Linked DNA regions of Homo sapiens: regions 1 and 3 are each linked to region 2. Evidence: chromatin contacts called from ENCODE Hi-C or POLR2A ChIA-PET data. All regions are on one chromosome and are shown on one strand. The core of a region is the stretch at or near the end of the contact, and the rest is flanking DNA. Distances in the headings are between cores, read along the strand shown. Region 1 holds the start of KAT6B (lysine acetyltransferase 6B). Region 2 holds the start of EIF4EBP2 (eukaryotic translation initiation factor 4E binding protein 2). Region 3 has its middle 12 kb from the start of PLAU.

What was found. A loop is a pair of places that touch in the nucleus more often than their neighbours do. ChIA-PET counts read pairs that join two places held with the same protein, here RNA polymerase II (POLR2A). Pooled maps may share reads with other maps.
Region 1: a loop to region 2 is called in a map of CD4-positive, alpha-beta memory T cell, with 12 times the contacts of the local background. The contact joins the promoter of KAT6B here to the promoter of EIF4EBP2 in region 2. A Hi-C loop is called at or near these places in 1 of 168 maps with a recorded cell type or tissue (CD4-positive, alpha-beta memory T cell) and 4 of 50 pooled maps. POLR2A ChIA-PET finds 5 or more read pairs at or near these places in 1 of 52 experiments (naive thymus-derived CD4-positive, alpha-beta T cell).
Region 3: POLR2A ChIA-PET joins it to region 2 with 11 read pairs in RWPE1. The contact joins the enhancer-like site here to the promoter of EIF4EBP2 in region 2. POLR2A ChIA-PET finds 5 or more read pairs at or near these places in 2 of 52 experiments (PC-9 and RWPE1).

What each region holds. Positions count from the first base shown.
Region 1 is chr10:74,824,615-74,828,585 of GRCh38, forward strand. KAT6B (lysine acetyltransferase 6B) reads left to right here and starts at 1,986. Exons shown (of 18, transcript NM_012330.4): 1 at 1,986-2,171. RefSeq lists silencers at 112-161, 672-841, 952-1,051, 1,162-1,361, 2,052-2,451 and enhancers at 293-1,064, 1,065-1,836.
Region 2 is chr10:70,401,583-70,405,475 of GRCh38, forward strand. It overlaps EIF4EBP2 (eukaryotic translation initiation factor 4E binding protein 2), which reads left to right and starts at 2,563. Exons shown (of 3, transcript NM_004096.5): 1 at 2,563-2,964. The coding sequence starts at 2,820. RefSeq lists silencers at 2,435-2,624, 2,655-2,864.
Region 3 is chr10:73,897,312-73,901,028 of GRCh38, forward strand. No RefSeq gene overlaps it. Among named protein-coding and RNA genes, the nearest start is that of PLAU, 12 kb to the right of the region's middle. Within about 2 kb of position 2,205, at least 8 of the 41 ENCODE cell types and tissues checked have a DNase peak (open chromatin) inside an H3K27ac peak, as active enhancers do; they include PC-9, where a contact is called at or near this core.

The DNA.
Region 1 (3,971 bases), core at 736-3,235, 4.4 Mb after region 2:
CTGAAGTCTCCCTTGCCAGCATCCCATTCACCTCCGGAAAGAACCAGGGGCGCTCTCTTCAGAGTCCAGAGAGCTCTGGGAGGCATGTGGGCAGCGTCAGAGTGGCCTCGCCTGGGCGGCCAGAGGAGCCCCCAGTCTCCCTCAAGTGGGCCTCAGGAACTCGGGGGGCCCAGGGGAAGCCTGGAAAACCGAACTTCGCCATCAGCCTTCCTTACAGCGCTGGCTAAAAGAGAGGGGGGGAAGGGCCCCCCAGCGGTCTTCCCCGCCCCCCTCCCGCCTCAGCCCCTCTGCCATCCGCCTGCACCGCCCAAGAAAGCACCCAGAACGCGGCTGAGCTCGCCAGCTCCTCGCAGGCAGGGAGAGAGCATCCTGGGGGGCAGCTTCCCCCTCCAGCCCGCGTCTGACATCCCCACTCCCACACAAGGATGCCGCCGCCGTGCCCTGTCCGCAGTCGCTGAATGTCACTGCTCCCTCTTCCTCCCGATCAGGGTAGACACAGCTCCCGAGGCGTCCCCCACCCCAAAACTGCCGCGATCGCCCGAAGGCGCAAAGCCTGGGCGAAGGACGAAGTTTGGGGCCCACAGCGACGGGAGTGGGGACGCGTTGGCGAGGACCGCACCTCAGTCCCAGCCCTGGCGGGCACACTCCCCGCCCCAAACGGCCCAGGCGTCCCCATCCTCCCGCGGACACCAGCGTCTCCGCCCTCCCCCGAGGGCGGCGAGAGGAGCCCCCCGGGGCGGAGGCAGGTACCCCCGGGGCGGAGACTGGGGCGGGCGGGGTCCGGGCTGCGCCCCCGGCCAGGCCGGGCGGGCTGGCGGGCGGCGCGGGGGGAGCGGGGCTGGGCGGCGCTGCCTCGGGCTCTGTGCGCTGCAGCCCGGAGCCGAGGAGGAGGAGGCGGAGGAGGAGAAGGAGGCGGCGGCGGTGGGTCCCGGGCGGGGGGAGCGCGGCGCTGCGGACCCGGGCGGCTGGCAAAGGACGAGGCGGAGGCTGAGGAAGGCAGCGGGGAGACCCAGGCTGCAGCAACAAAGGGCAGCGAGCGATTGGCCGGGCTGCAGGCGAGGTTAGCCGGGGACCCGGGTGGCCGGAGGCAGCGGCGAGCGGTGCACGTGCTTGCAGACACGGGCGAGTGTGGAGCCGGGGGGTGCACGCCCGGTGGGTAGGGGCTTGCTCCCCCGAGGCATGGGATGGCGAGGAGGCTGCAGCGACATCGTTCTGCCTGCACCCGGCCTGGGGCTGGCAGGGTAGGGGTGTGTTGGGGGGGGAAGGATGCGAGCCAGGGGGCGGGCGAGTAGTCGCCCGGGACGGGACGGGACGGGAGAGAGGGTGGAGGAGGGGGCGGGATGGAACGCTCCGGGCGGCGCGCCCGTCCGCACACTCCACCGAAGGAGCTGGCGACTGAGAACCTCGAATTTTAACTTCGCGTGCCCGCCCGCGCGCGCCCGCCCGCGCCCACCCCTAAATCCTGCGGCCGCCGCCAGCGATCAGCTCTCACACAAACTTTAGCTGCGGGCTAGGGGGTTTGGGGTTGAGTGGGGGAGGGGAGAGGGAAAAGGCCTCCTGATTGGCGTCGTCTGCAGCCAATAAGGCTACGCTCCTCTGCTGCGAGTAGACCCAATCCTTTCCTAGAGGTGGAGGGGGCGGGTAGGTGGAAGTAGAGGTGGCGCGGTATCTAGGAGAGAGAAAAAGGGCTGGACCAATAGGTGCCCGGAAGAGGCGGACCCAGCGGTCTGTTGATTGGTATTGGCAGTGGACCCTCCCCCGGGGTGGTGCCGGAGGGGGGGATGATGGGTCGAGGGGTGTGTTTATGTGGAAGCGAGATGACCGGCAGGAACCTGCCCCAATGGGCTGCAGAGTGGTTAGTGAGTGGGTGACAGACAGACCCGTAGGCCAACGGGTGGCCTTAAGTGTCTTTGGTCTCCTCCAATGGAGCAGCGGCGGGGCGGGACCGCGACTCGGGTTTAATGAGACTCCATTGGGCTGTAATCAGTGTCATGTCGGATTCATGTCAACGACAACAACAGGGGGACACAAAATGGCGGCGGCTTAGCTCCTACCCCTGGCGGCGGCGGCAGCGGTGGCGGAGGCGACGGCACCTCCTCCAGGCGGCAGCCGCAGTTTCTCAGGCAGCGGCAGCGCCCCCGGCAGGCGCGGTGGCGGTGGCGCGCAGCCAGGTCTGTCACCCACCCCGCGCGTTCCCAGGGGGAGGAGACTGGGCGGGAGGGGGGAACAGACGGGGGGGGATTCAGGGGCTTGCGACGCCCCTCCCACAGGCCTCTGCGCGAGGGTCACCGCGGGGCCGCTCGGGGTCAGGCTGCCCCTGAGCGTGACGGTAGGGGGCGGGGGAAAGGGGAGGAGGGACAGGCCCCGCCCCTCGGCAGGGCTCTAGGGCAAGGGGGCGGGGCTCGAGGGCGGAGGGGGGCGGGGCGGGATCGGGTGGGGGCGGGGTTCGGGGAGTCGGAAGGCGGGGGCTGAGAGGGAATTTCTGAGTGGGAGTGAACTGGTAGGAGCGGTGGGGGGCCGGCGAGGGTGTGAGGAAGACTAGTGAGGGTTGGGTGGGAGGAGAAGCTGAAGGTGTAGAAGCAGGTGCAGAGGGAGAGTTAGGGAGGGATGCAATTTGAGAGAAGTGGAAGGCGGACCGAGGGGTGTGTGAGGGCAGGTGAGATGATACCGAAGGCGAGATTGCAGTTGTCTGGGCGCAGAGTAGGTGGGTTTGGGTGTGGTGGATGTGGAGTAGAGTTGAAGCGGTGCAGAGTGTTGGGTTTGGGGAGGCGTTGAGGGGTTTGGGGAGGCATTGAGGCGCATGTGAGGAGCAGGTACGATTGCAGTGATGGGAAAGAGGTATCTGGGTGGATCGCATGTTGGAATAAGAAGGAGGTTTGCTAGCTTTGGGGTATGAAGTATTTTTTAAAAACGTGGAAGGATGGGATGGTTGTGCTTGGGAGAGTTTCTGAAAGATGATGCTAAGACAGCAGAGCAAACTTAAATATGAAGGAAGGGGAGAGAGGCTGCTTAGAACTTGCAAAATCTGTGGCAGAAAATCTCCTGGGGACAAGGGATTGGTAGGGGTGGGACAAGGCGGCAGGTGTGAAGAAAGTGGGTGGAGCTGTACAGTAATTTTCGGTGAATGTGATTTGGTGGACTGTGCCAGGGGTGAGGATGGGGCAGAGAAAGGTGTTAGTTTGGGAGACAAGTTGTTTGATAGGCTGTATTTATTATTTTTTATAAAAATGAGAAAAGGGTCTCACTATGTTGCCCAGGCTGGTCTCGAACTCCTGGCCTCAAGTGATCTGCCCACCTCTGCCTGACTGATGGGATTACAGACGTGAGCTATGGCGACCCGTGATACGCTGGATTCATTATGTTAAACTTGATCTGGAGTCTTCAAGGGAGTGTCCGGCAGCAGGGTATCCCAGGAAGAGACATGCACCATACCTTGGGATAGGACATTTTGCATAGCTTTGAATTTGCTAGTACTTTGCTGTGGGCAGAGTGCAGGGAGTGGTAGGAGATGACCAGGCAAAGGCAGAGGAGGGGTTAGATTACAAATGGTGTCCTATGCCCCATGAAGGAGTTTAAGCCCTGTAATTGGTAGAAGGTGTTGGGACGTGTTAAAGAGAGTGTTAGACAGAAGTTGTGAAGGGGTAGTGATAAAGAATTACAGATGTGGGAAATAGGAAATGAAGACCAACGAACCAAGTATGTTTGGGGTTGGAGGTACCAAGGAAATTCAGGGTAGAGCATATGAGGGCCCCTCCTATATGGACAGAAGGTGGAAATAGCAAATGGAAATTAGTTGTGTTCGAACAGTCTTAGTTCTATGGGGCCCCAAGAAGGTTTTTTGTGTTTTTTTTTTTTTAAAGTGCATTCTTCCTGTCTTACTTGTATACCCTAGATTTTTTGGCATAGCCTTGAAATAAAACACTCCATTTTTTTCTTACTCATAAGTTCTTTTTTTTTTTTTTTTTTTTTTT
Region 2 (3,893 bases), core at 1,313-3,812:
GGGACTCAAACCCAGTCTGTATGTTCCGAAACCTGTGCTCTGTTCACTTCCCCCAGGCTGCCTGGCAAAATAAATAAAAAGCACCTGTCCCCAAAACTTTCAAATTGTACTTTGGTTCCTTTATTTCATTTCATCCCATCTTTAGTCCTATCCTCTGTGTCTTTTTTTCTTTTTTTGAGATGGAGTCTTGCTCTGTTGCCCAGGCTGCAGTGCAGTGGCATGATCTCGGCTCACTGCAACCTCTGTCTCAAGGGTTCAAGCGATTCTCCAGCCTCAGTCTCCCAAGTAGCTGGGACTACAGGCATGCGCGACCGCGTCCGGCTAACTTTTTTTTTTTTTTTGTATTTTTGTAGAGATGGGGTTTCACCATGTTGGCTAGGCTGGTCTCGAACTCCTGACCTCAGGTGATCTGCCTACCTCGGCCTCCCAAAGTGCTGGGATTACAGGCGTGTGCCACTGCGCCCAGCTTAACTTTTTTGTGCCATCTTTACCCTTTGCTCTGGCCAGAAGGGACCCACCTCACTGTCCCCAGAACACCCCCAAAATTTGTAAATAAAGACAGTTCAAAGAGTGATGCACTTTATTTTTTAATTAATTAACTAACTTTTTTAGAGACAGGGTCTTTTTAGGCTGGAGTGCAGTGGCACAATCGTAGCTCACTATAGCCTTGAACTCCTGGGCTAAAGAGATCCTCCTGCCTTAGCCTCCTGAGTAGGTTGGGACTATAGGTGCACACCACCATGTCTGGATAATTTTTTATTTATTTTTATTTTTGTAGAAATGTGAGAGGAGGGTCTCGCTTTTTTATCCAGGCTGGTCTTGAACTCCTGGCTTCATGCCATCCTCTTACCTGAGCTTCCCAAATTGCTGAGATTATAGGTGTGAGTTACTGTGCCCCTACTGGACTGATGCACTTTATCAACCACACACTGTAAGCTCTACACAAATGTAAACTAGTATCTTCCCCTTTCCTTCCACTAGAAGTGTCTCTGTTGGCATGTCCAAAGTCTCAGAGTCTTTCAAGGTTAAACTCAGCCCTCTGCAACTCTGGCAGCTTCCAGATGGCAGGACAGGCAGGGGACTTTTTTTTCTGGATTCTTGGGGCACTCACCACAAAATCAGTACCATGTAATGCCCTGGCCTGCCCTGGGCTGTTGTAAGTTCTTTTGTCTATGTTCTTGCCAAGCACCTGTTTGACCCTCTGAGCAGTGAAGCAATAGCTGTTTTCCCCTCAACCTCTCTTACCCTTATTTCTCTCATTTGCAAAATGGGAATGATGGTAGCTATGTTGGCCTTACCCATGAGTGTCTTCCCAGTCCCACCTTGGGCATGTTGTGGGCAGAAGTAGTGCTGCCCTAGTGCAGCGGTTCTCAAAGTGTGATCTGGAGAGCCCCTCGGGGATCTGAGACAACCTTCTTTTCTAACTACATACCTGTGTGAGGCTGGGTTTTCTTCATATAGTTGAATCAACACATTACAACAGCTTGAACACAGAAACAGATATGAGAATACAGCTGTTTTCTATTAAGCCAGATATTAAAGCGTTTGCAAAAATATAAAATAATGCCACTGTTCTCACTATTTGTTTTAGATAATTAAAAAATATAATGTCAACATGTAATAGGTTATTATTTTATGAATTAATAAACATTTAAAACATTCTCAGTTTTAATTTGTTTTTTGTTGTTGTTGTTGTTGTTGTTTTTTAGAGACAGGGCCTCACTCTGTTGCCCAGGCCGGAATGCAGTGGCTATTCACAGGTACAATCCCACTAGTGATCAGCAGCGGCTCAGTTTTAATTTCTAATACAATAATTATCAATACATATAATCCACACAAACAAAAGCTCTTGGAAATCCTCAATAATTTTCAAGAATGTAGAGGTACTGAGACCCAAAGTTTGAGAACCCCTCGAGGAAAGAATAGAGTTCCAGATCTAGATTTTTCAGGTACCTCATGGTCTAAGCCCTCTCCTGTGCCTCATTTTAACTCTAATACAATAATACTCATTCTTGTTGCCATGAGTGGCTCTTGGTTTCTTCCTTTTCCTAATGTTTAGATCTTGCTTTATGTGTGTATATAGTGATGGTCTTTGGAAGGATACACAATTAACTGGTACAGCGGTTGAGGGGAGTTCGGAAACTGGGAGAAAGTGGCACCATAAACCTTTCTGCTCTGTTTGATTTTTAAAATACAGTACATCGTGCATGTAGTGCCTGAATTAATAATGAACAATTAAAAGTAAAATTACATTTTTAATGCATAGGAATGCATGAGAAACTCAAGTCTGCTCAAGTAAAGTGGTGTTAACCGACAATGACAAACAATAAGAAGAAAGTTTTCCTTGTCCGCCTTCACCAGGCTCACAAACACTTAGCTCGCGCTCCCTCTGGCTCTTCTCCCGCTCGCTGGGGTTAAGCCACTCTCTTCCTCAGCCCTGCCCCTCGTCCCCGCCCCCTTCAACAACTTCAGCCACGCCCCTCACTGCCTCGCCCCGCCCCGCGGCGACGTCACCTCCGGCCGACCAGCTTCCCCAACTCCCTCTGGCTCCCGCCTTCGCCCGCTTCCGGTCGTCGTCGTCGCCGCTGCTGCCGCTGCTGTTGCTCCTGAGGCTGCTGGCTGAGGCCGGAGGATCGAGCGGCGGCGGCGGCGGCGGCTGAGAGGGCGGCGGCGGGAGCGGAGCGGGACGAGGGAACGGGAGGAAGCGAGCGAGGAGCGCGCAGAGCGCGCTTTTCCGTCCGCCTGAGGAGCCGAAGCAGCCCCGGCCCCGCCGCCGCCGCCTGCCCGCCGGACAAAGCCGAGAGCCCGCGCCCACAGCCATGTCCTCGTCAGCCGGCAGCGGCCACCAGCCCAGCCAGAGCCGCGCCATCCCCACCCGCACCGTGGCCATCAGCGACGCCGCGCAGCTACCTCATGACTATTGCACCACGCCCGGGGGGACGCTCTTCTCCACCACACCGGGAGGTGAGCGCCGGCCAGCCGTCCGCCGCGCCCGGTGTCCCGCCGCGGTCCTCTAACTCCTCGGCGCCTCGGTGCCCGGCCGCTTCGCCCCCGCCCCCAGCTCCACCGAAGCCCCGGGGACGCTGCCCTTGGGCCCGCCCGAGCGTTCGGGACCCTTTACTTCGTGTTCGCTCTTGCCCGCAGCTCGAGTCGGCGCGCGCCCCACTCGGGAATGTGGCTGTCCTGTCGCGAAAAAGAGCTCTTGTTTCCGCTTCGTGGCAGGCTTACGCATTCGACCCAGTTCTCTCTCTCCTCTCTGCCTCCTTCCCGGGCGGATTTGGCTCCACTTGGCCTTGCATTACAGTCTGCATTGCCTGTCGTAGATTGTGCAAATTAATGCTTGATTTTGGAGCTGGCTCCGGGGCTTTTTAAAAAAGAACTTTGGGAGAGGAATTCGGCCCTGGCATCCTGCGATGGCTTGTTTTTGCTGCTTTTAGAACACCGGGAGGAGGCTGGAATGCGGAGTCTGGAAGCCTCGCCCAGCGTTATCCCGCTTTGACAGCATTGTTTACTTTGCTGGACGAGGCCCCACGGGTGAGGGGAGTCCCCAGGCCGGGAGGAGAGCGTGATAAAATAAAGCTCAAGTAATAGCCAAGGGAAAGTAGGTGGGGGTGGTAGGGTGCTGACAGCCTTAAGGTAGGGTGTCTTTCGGCAGCGACGCCTTTGGAAATGGATTGAAGGACCTTTGTCAAGGACACCCCAGTTGGGTGGGGTGGTTGCTTGATCCTGTGGAAGGGGCTAGAGAGAGGCAATCCAGAGAGAGGGTGGTTCCCTGGCATTGCTTTTCAAAGCATGACCAGGAACTGTTTACAAATAAGTAATACTGGGGTAGAGGTGAAGCTTGGTCACGGGAAGAGAGCTCAAAGGTTGTCTGTGCCCTAACTGGGCTGTCC
Region 3 (3,717 bases), core at 955-3,454, 3.5 Mb after region 2:
TATACAATATGTGGCCTTCTGTGTCTGGCTTATTGCACTTAGCATAATGTTTTCAAGGGTCATCCATGTTGTAGCAGGTATCAGAATTTCCTGGTTTTTTTTTTTTTTTTTTTTTTTTTTGAGACAGAGTCTTGCTCTGTCACCCAGACTGAAGTGCCGTGGCGTGATCTTGGCTCACTGCAACTTCTGCCTCCCAGGTTCAAGCCGTTCTCCTGCCTCAGCCTCCTGAGTAGCTGGGATTACAGGTGTGTACCACCATGGCCAGCTAATTTTTGTATTTTTAGTAGAGACAGGGTTTTACCATGTTGGCCAGGCTGGTCTTGAATTCCTGACCTCAAGTGATCCGCCTGCCTTGGCTTCCCAAAGTGCTGGGATTACAGGCATGAAGCACTGTGCCCAGCCCAGAATTTCCTTCCTTTTTAAGACTAAATAATATGTCATATATGTATATGCCAAGCTTTGTTTATCCATTCATCCATTGATGGACACTTGGGTTGCTTCCACCTTTTGGCTGTTGTGAATAATGCTGCTATGAACATGGGTATAAAAATATCTGTTTGAGTTCCTGCTTTCAATTCTTTTGGGTAGATACCTAGGAGCAGAATTGCTTGATCATATGGTAATTCTATGTTTAACTTTTTTAGGAACTACCAAAATGTTTTCAACAGTGGCTGCATCATTTTACATTCCCACCAGCAATGCACAAGAGTTCCAATTTCTCCATATTCCCACCAGTGCCCTTTTTTTTTTTTTTTTTTTTGAGACGGGGTCTTACTCTGTCACCCAAGCCAGAGTGCAGTGGCATGATCATAGTTCACCGCAGCTTCAAACTCCTAGGCTCAAGTGATCCTCCCACCTTGGCCTCCTCAAGTACTGGGATTGAGGCCAGGCACGGTGGCGCACACCTGTAATCCCAGCACTTTGGGAGACCAAGGTGGGCGGATCACTTGAGGTCAGGAGCTCAAGACCAGCCTGGCCAACATGGTGAAACCCCGTCTCTATTAAAAATCCAAAAATTAGCTGGGTGTGGTGGTGTGCATCTGTAATCCCAGCTACTTGGGAGGCTGAGGCATGAGAATCAATTGAACCTGGGAGGTGGAGGTTCCGATTAGCTGAGATTTTGTCACTGCACTCCAGCCTCGGTGACACAGCGAGACTCCATCTCAAAAAGAAAATAAAGTACTGGGATTACAGGTGTGAGCCACTAAGCCCGACCACCAACACTTTTTCTTTTCTTTTTACTTTTGATAATAGCCATCCTAATGGGTGAGAGGTCATAGGTGAGATCGTTTTTGAACACAATACTCCAGATGCCTGAGTGTTTCAGGCTCCAGGGTCTGCTTCTCCCCCTGAGACCCCACCTCTCCCAGCTCTGAGAGCTGGTGTTTCCCTGTGGTGGCAAAATCACCCTTGCAGCTGAGCAGCCAACATGGTTCTTTCTCCTGCACCCTCTGGTTTCTTCCAAGCTCTGAAGAGCTGGCTATCTCTCTGCCTTCCACTTATGTAGGGTTGGACTGAGAAATAATACAGGCTCTAGGGAGAATACTGACTCTATTTCTGAGCCCACACTCTTCTGAACTTCTTTTTCCACATAGTCTTCCAGACCAGAGGCTACTGTGCTGACTCCATGGAGGCCAGCTATGGCTTTGACCTGCCACTGACCTCAGAACTAGAACAGCATCCAAAGTCTTGGGCAAAACTGTTTCTTGGTCCCATAAGGACCCAGGGGAACATCTTATATTGCTCTGGCTACAACCCCCATGCTATTTGAATCAGCCCCTTCCTTTGCTGAAGTTCATATCTGGGTTTAGGTCTCCAAGACAGACACTGGGTGTGGTGATTCACCCTGTCTAATCCTCATGACTCCTCAAGGGGAACTTGGAGACCTGGAATTTTGGTCAGGAGTCCCTGTTCATATTCCCAGAACCCAGGCTCTCTGGGGTAACATTTGTTTATGTTGTTTAATAGTTACATCCTCTCCATGGCCTTCTGATGTCAAGAGCAGGCCACGTCAAACCTGGCCCCCATGTTCATGTCAAAGCTGGCCCCTATGGGCTACAGACGTCCCAGGCTTTGCTTCAGCCCAGGCCTCACCCCCTTTGCTTACAAGTACCTGATGAAAATTTCTTTTTCTTTTAGCTGATTCTGTCTTCTGTGAAAGCAGGTGGAAAAGACGTTCTGCTGCATTCCACAGAAGGGAAAACAGGCATATGGAGGGAAGTGACTCAGCCAGGTTCATGGATGGAGTCAGCCACCAAGCCAGGAATGGAGCTCTATCCTCTGACTCTGAAACCACAGCCTTCACCACGGCAGTCACTCCTTTCCTCAAGAGGAAGCTTCAGCTCATGCTCGCAGATATGGCCTTTGGACTCAACAGGTGCTACTGGCATTGGGCAGTGGGGCTTTCTACCCCCGGTTCTTCCCACTCCAATCCAGGAGACTACTGGCCTTCAAATATGGATTTCATGGTACAGCACTTTAAAGGAACTTTCTAAGACTTCCTTTTTTTTTTTTTTTTTTTTTTTTTAGACACAGTTTTGCTGTTTCCCAGGCTGAAGTGCAGTGGCACCATCTCAGCTCACTGCAACCTCTGCCTCCCCGTTTCAAGTGATTCTCATGTCTCAGCCTCCCAAGTAGCTGGGAATACAGCCACCTGCCACCACGGCCGGCTAATTTTTTGTATTTTTAGTAGAGATGGGGTTTCACCATGTTGGTCAGGCTGGTCTCGAGCTCCTGACCTCAGGTGATCTGCCTGCCTTGGCCTCCCACAGTGCTGGGATTATAGGCGTGAGCCACCGTGCCAGGCCTCGAAGACTCTTTCTAAAGCAAAGCACATGACTTTCCAAGTTTGGAAAATCAAAAGCCCCTAAAGATAGGAAAGATGACAGCTGTACAAGTCCTCATGCCTTCCGTTGCACTCTCACTTCCTCTCTCGGAGTCCTCTCATTTCAATTCCCAATTCCATTACTGCACCAAGATTCTGGGGTTCATGCTCCCCACAGCCCAAGCACAGACAAATTTCAAATCACTGTCTTTTGCTTCCTATATTTCAACTGAGATTGATGGAGATTTTCAGTTTTACTAAACTTAAGCACACCCTTGCTCAAGAACCTGCAGTACCTTTCTGGAGTCTATGGAATCAAGTGCACACTTCTAGCTGCAGTAAGATCTTTTATAATCTGACCTCACTCTAGTTGAACTTAGCTCTCATGCAATGTAAACCTTCCCTAATCAAGCCAGACTTCTCACTGCTTGTGCATACATCTACACACACACACACACACACACAGAGAGAGACTTAAATACATACAGGTTTATTCTCCACAACACGTAAAAATGTTTATTCCTAGCTCCTGTCTCTTTCCAGGGGTCTTACCTGGAATTCTTGTTTCCTGCCCTCTGCCAATCCCAACCTCACCCATCTTTTAAGATTTGTTCATGGGTGAGCGCGGTGGCTCACACCTGTAATCCCAGCACTTTGGGAGGCTGAGGTGGGTGGATTACTTGAGGTCAGGAGTTTGAGACCAGCCTGGCCAACATGGTGAATCCCGTCTCTACTAAAAATACAAAAAGTGGCTGGATGTGGTGGTGTAAGCCTGTAATTCTAGCTACTCAGGAGGCTGAGGCAGGAGAAATGCTTGAACCTGGAGATGGAGGCTGAGGCAGGAGAAATGCTTGAACCTGGAGATGGAGGCTGCAGTGAGCTGAGATCATGCT